Regions from separate parts of the Homo sapiens genome. Here region 2 is linked to region 1. A link is an interaction called in ENCODE POLR2A ChIA-PET data of the cell type or tissue named here. Cell type or tissue: GM12878. All regions are shown on one strand. Links, peaks and the distances in the headings refer to the core of each region. The heading gives the core; the rest is flanking DNA. Region 1 holds the start of EOMES (eomesodermin). Region 2 overlaps LOC105377008 (a long non-coding RNA gene).

Region 1 (2,873 bases), core at 1-2,500:
CGGCGGCGGCGGCTGCAGCGGCGGAGGGCAGCTCCTCCTCCCCGCAGGGGGAGCCCTTGCGGCCGTCCGGGGGCCCCGGCTTGGCCACTGCCGCAGCGCTGGCAAATGCGTCCCCGGCGTCGGTGTCACTAAGCATGGCCGCGGGGGCCCCTGCGCTGGCGGCTGCGGGCTCCCCGCTCACCGCCTCGCAGGAGAGACTGCCGGAAAACTTCTTGGACGCTTTGTCTAAGTCCAACTTCTGAGGAGAGGGGGCCGCGCTGGGGAGGTGGCCAGCGCTCCCGCCGCTGCCGCCTCGCGCACTCTCCAGCGGGTAGAAGTGCGCGCCAGGCAGGTTCACTGAGCTCACCAAGAGCTGCTCCCCTAACTGCATGCTTTGCAAAGCGCAGACGGCAGCTGGCTGCTTCCTCTCCTCCGGTGGCCTTATTATAAAGGCAGGATGGGGGAGCCAGCGCCCTCTTCCGAGGGGAAGGTAACTTCCCCTTCCTCCCGCGCCGGGGCTACCCACCTGCCGACTCGCGGGCCGCTACTGCGCGTACTGGCGCGCCCTGAATCCAGCGTCCTTTCCGGAAGGAAAGCGCCGTGAGTTGGAAAGCAGGAGGTGGAAACTAACCCAGAAGCCCTCTCCTTTTCCTTCCTCGTACCTCTTGCTCCTCAGGACCCCCACCCTCCTCCCAGGCTCACACGCTGGAAGAAGGTGACTTAGATCTTTGTCCCCATCCACCCACTAGCCCGCGCCTTTCTGCCCTTTTTCAATTGCCAAAGCATCGGTCAAGTTGACCACTTGGAAACTTATGGGCTGTCACTAGCTGCTTTATATATTTGCGGCCAGGGAGGGGCTTCCCGGCCTCACAGCCCGGAGACCCTCCTATTGGCTGGTGGAGGTGACACTAATTCAATTAGGCATTTACTAATTGGATCAAGTCGCCTGTGACTTTCTTTTCCTTTTTTTTTTTTTTTTTTTTTTTTTTTTTTTGAGACTGCGTCCCGCTGTGATAATCAATCCTGGTGTCTGTAATTTCGCCGGAATTTAGGGGGACAAAGTTTGGGGTCTCCATAGCGGTGTCCACCCTTGGCGCATTAGTCATCTCAGCCCTCCGCTGGAGGAATGAGATGGCTGGAGCAGATTTTAGAGGCCAGAGAGAGAAAGACTCTTCAAGCTGATAGCTTGCAGGGAAGCGCCCGTCCCGGAGGCTGGGGAAACTGGGGCAAGTTGGAGACAGGCCCAAGGAAGTCTCTTTCCTCGTCGGAAGCTGTAACTTCAAAGCACACCTTCCTCTTGTCGAAGGCAAACTCCCTGGCCTTCAACGCACAGAACCACTTTTTGTTTGTTCCCATCCTTTTACCCAGTGGGAAAGGTTTGTAGAGAGGAAACTCGCGCTAAGCTTTTGGGATTCCGGGGACGGCCAGAGCACATTGCCATCCTGGAGGACCTAAGCTCTCAGCTTCTAAATCAGAAGCTTGGACAGGGTACTGGGGACAGGACAAGAGTGAAACTAAGCGAGCTAACACCAACTTCATACTCACGCCAACACAACTGCTTTCGGGGAGACAGTCACTTTTATTCCCCACAATTTAAAATCCTTTCTGCTCAGTTTTCCTGATCCCGGATTCCGTCCCTTCACCACCATCTTCAGTTAGGCCTGACACCAAGAAACAAAGCTTCCCTAACAGCCCCACAGTTAGGATTCCCTGCGCCTCTGCTCTGCGGCAAATACAGAAGGTAGAATAATTAGTGAAATAATCAGTTTGATATTGAATTAAACTCCAGCTGCTTGTTTCTTCGCTGCGTTTCCTCAGATAGATTCAAGAGCGGGGCCGTCATATTTTATCGTTTCATTATTACGGAAGCGGGGGGCACGTTTCGTTGCGGATAAGGAGAAGCCTGAATATTCGCTGTTAATAAGCAATTACAGACGCCGCCAGTAATCGCTCCGGGAGCGCATTTTCCGGCTGAGATGTCGGGACTCTGCTTCCCCAACCGAACGCGATCACACGGGAAACTCTTCGCCCACAACAGATGAGATGGCCAAAGGATTGCTGAGTGCGCACACGCAAGTGTAGAACAGTGCGAAGCTTTCCAACCCAGTTTTCCAACCACAGCAGCACCAACATCGGCATGTCTGGGGTCTCCGAGAACGAGGTCCTTAATGCACTTAGACTCTCCAGGGCATTTATCACGGTTTTTTTTTTCTTTTTTGATGTGTGTGTTCGCGCGCTCGCGCGCTCGCGTGTGTGTGGTGGTGAAACCCAGGAGTGCGCGAAGATTTTCAGGGTCAAGGCACAGCCACAGGGGAGGGGGCAAGTTGAGACTAGTGGGCTGGGGCGGTGGCCTTGTAGGTCCTGGGACAGAGTGGCCAGGAGCAGATCGCCAGAAAGCTGGTACTGAGCGCGTTCTGCCCTGCGCTTCCTGCGTTTTGTGTCATCAGTATAGTTAGTGTTTGGCACGGCTGTTTTGATCACTACATTGTCCATGCCTTCCTCCCCTGCTTTAGTGTTATTTTGACCCAAGGAAGTCTAGAACATTGATTGTTCAAGTAGTATAGCTCTGTGAATACCTCATGACTGTCAACGTGAAGATCCCGTGAGGGGTACGCGAGCTCAAGGAAAGAAAGAGGCCGTGCAGCTTGGGCGGCTTGGACGACGTATCTATCCCTGGGCTAGCGGGTCCTGATTACTATTCGTAGGATCCTCCACATTATCCTTTACCTGAGTTGCAAGATATCTAAGGCAAAAGTAGGGATGAGAAATCTCCCTAATGTGAGACCTAATCTCACGTTATTTGGAGCTAGGGTGGCCAAAGGTACATGACAGTTTTGCGCTTTAACAAAGCAAGAAGCGGGCCTCGGCGTCCCTTCAAAATGCTTTTGACGCAG
Region 2 (2,919 bases), core at 313-2,812, 380 kb after region 1:
AACCACTGATGTGAAGCTGTCATGTCCCAACTGCTTCCTCTTCAGATGCAGTTAGGCTCAACTGAGAGCCATTAGGTTTGTTGTTTGAGGAGGCTATAGATACTCTTAGAAGATCTTGTCTTCTACAGGCTAGGTTTCTGGCATATGATGCTGTGATTGGCTTTGCTTTGCTTTGAAAGGGCCAGAGAAAATACTTGAATGCTTCGGGATTCCTTGTTCATCTTCAAGTTCTTTGCAAAAGGGATTCACTGGAAACTGATTACTCATAGCACAGCATATCTTTATGCATTCTGAACCAAGACACTATCAAATAAAAATTCATACATAGGACTTTTTATTTGACACTTACTAAATGTTGCAATGGTGTTGAGTCTAAAATATAAATTATTTTATGTTCATTTCTTATATGATTAATTTACTTATATCTAGTTCTTGAAGTACCTCACACTTGGTGAGAGATTGGTTTTAGATAAATGAACAAATGAATGAATGAGTGAATGAATTAAAAGAGTGCATCATCTGTCAGAACTAATTCTATCTGTACTTCTTCTCTAAAGCTATATAGTCATGTACCATGTAACGATGTTTTGGTAAATGATGGACCACATGCAACTGTGGTCCCATAAGGTTATAATGGAGCTGAGGAATTCCTATTGTCTAGTGATATCATAGCAATCATAACATCATAGCACAATGTATTACTCATGTGTTTGCAATGATGCTGGTGTAAAGAAATCTATGCTGCCAGTCATACATGTATAGCAATTTTGTAGAGCACATAATACTTGACAATGATAATAAATGACTATTAGTGATTTATGTATTTATTATATAATTTATTATTATTTTAGAGTGTACTCCTTCTACTTATTAAAAAAAAGTTAACTGTAAACAGCCTGAGGCAGGTCTTTCAGCAGGTAGTAACAATGCCACAAGAAGGCATTGTTATCATAGGTGACAGCTCCATGTGTGTTATTGCCCCTGAAGACTTTCACTGGGACAAGATGTGGAGGTGGAAGACAGTGATCTTGATGATCCTGACCCTGTGTGCCTAGGCTAAACTATGTGTCTGTGTCTTAGTTTTTAACAAAAACAGTTTTAAAAAATAAAAATAACTAATAGAATAAGGAATAAGGATATAAAGACATGTTTTTGTACAGCTGTACAATGTGTTTGTGTTTTAAGCTAAGTGTTATTACAAAAGAGTTAAAAAGTAAAAATGTTACAGTAAGCTAAGAATAATTTGTTATTGGAGAAATAAAAAGGAAAATATTTTCCATAAATATAATGTAGCCTAAGTGTACAGTGCTTATGAAGTCTACAGTAGTAAACAGTAATGTCCTAGGCCTTCACGATTCACTCGCCCTTCACTCACTAGTTCACCTAGAGCAACTTCCAGTCTGGCTAGCTCCATTCATGGTAAGTCCCTTATAAAAGTAAACTATTTTTAATATTTTATACCATGTTTTTACTGCACTTCTATATTTAGATACACAAATACTAATTATTGTGTTACAGTTGCCTCACTATTTGGTACAGTAACATTCTGTACAGGTTTGTAGCCTTGGTACAAAAGGCTATACCATATAGCCTAGGTGTATAATAGGCTATACCATCTAGGTTTGTGTAAGTGCACTCCATGATGTTTACACAATAACAAAATCACTAAAAATGCACTTCTCATTAAGTGACTGTAAAACCACCATTACTACAAAAAGTTAGATGTCATTTTAAGTGTCAACTCTATTCATATCTGATGCCTAAATCACTATTCTAAGAATTCTGAGGTTGTATCCAAGTAATAAAGCAGAGAGAATGATTTCTGTCAAGGACTATTCTAGTGCTATGGTTTGGGGAACAATAGAAAGATTCTACCAGAATTCCATGGTTGCTTGGGAGCAAGTGGACAAAGCCTCATTGCATGAGGCTTTCTACAGGAAAGGGAAGAATGAACTTTGAAGAGGAAATGTAACTAACTTTACTGAGTTTCAAGCTCTGAAAGCTGGCAAACATTTTCTTCTATATATCCCTGAGAGGCTTCCTGAGTCCATTCCTGATTCTGATTAATCCATTGGTCCCGATATTATTTACTTGCCTATGTATATCTATGGGTCTGTCTGGGTGCTCCATTCAGTAGCAAGTTTCTTGAATCAGGTGAGCCCCAGGTGCCATGCATACCATAGCTGTGAATGTTAAAGAGTGGCAAAGTGTCTCCCCATAAAAAGCTATTTATAAAAACACAGTTTTGTTCTTTGAAAAAGTTAATTCTTTTGCTATAATGTTTAACATTCCTTGGAATCTCAGAAAAGAATTTTTGTGTATGGATATGGTTAATTCATCATCACAGTATCCTCTCCTTATTGATCATATCACGAAAAAAATTGAACTAAACTCTTAAATACCTCTTTCTTTTAATGAAAACTTATAATCTTTTACTCATAAAATCAGTCAGTATAAATGTTCTTTAAACAGACTTTTAGGGATAACACTTAGAAATAAATTGTCTTCTCTCTTTCATAAAACTGATTTTTTAAAAACAGAAATAAAATGTAAGTTTCTCAATTAGACGTTAACATTTTCTATCCTCTCTAAATCACATCCCTGATGAGATCCATATAAATATATGATTTTCAATACAATTTCTAGGTCAAGCAAAGTATAATGTAGTATGGCCACATCCTCCAGCTTACCAGAGAAAAGTCGAGTTATTAAGTATTACAAATATTACAAAGTACATTAAGTCAACCAGCTAATACTTACTGACCATCTACCATGGGGTAGGTACTCTTTGGTGTGAAAAGCATAGCAGTGGTTAAAGATGATGATGTTCTGCTCCCATGGAGTTTACAGGCTACATATGAGAGAGCAGCTATATAAAATGGCTGTCCTGGAAGCACTATAGGCCAGCTACCCATTAGA

What was found. Peaks named below come from ENCODE experiments on the same cell type or tissue, not always from the same donor. Only the 100,000 strongest peaks of a DNase experiment are listed, where the experiment ranks them.
Region 2: POLR2A ChIA-PET joins it to region 1 with 12 read pairs; 3 of 35 experiments call an interaction of 5 or more read pairs at or near these places.

The regions. Positions count from the first base shown.
Region 1 is chr3:27,721,925-27,724,797 of GRCh38, forward strand. It overlaps EOMES (eomesodermin), which reads right to left and starts at 399. Exons shown (of 6, transcript NM_001278182.2): 1 at 1-399. The coding sequence starts at 370. RefSeq lists a silencer at 1-34 and an enhancer at 2,580-2,873. In GM12878, for the core only: a CTCF peak has its summit at 454 (motif pointing left); no DNase peak of the experiment used is centred there; H3K4me3 peaks cover 1,101 bases; H3K27me3 peaks cover 448 bases.
Region 2 is chr3:28,105,536-28,108,454 of GRCh38, forward strand. The region is part of intron 2 of LOC105377008 (a long non-coding RNA gene); the gene reads right to left. Among named protein-coding and RNA genes, the nearest start is that of LINC01967, 78 kb to the left of the region's middle. In GM12878, for the core only: no CTCF peak of the experiment used is centred there; no DNase peak of the experiment used is centred there.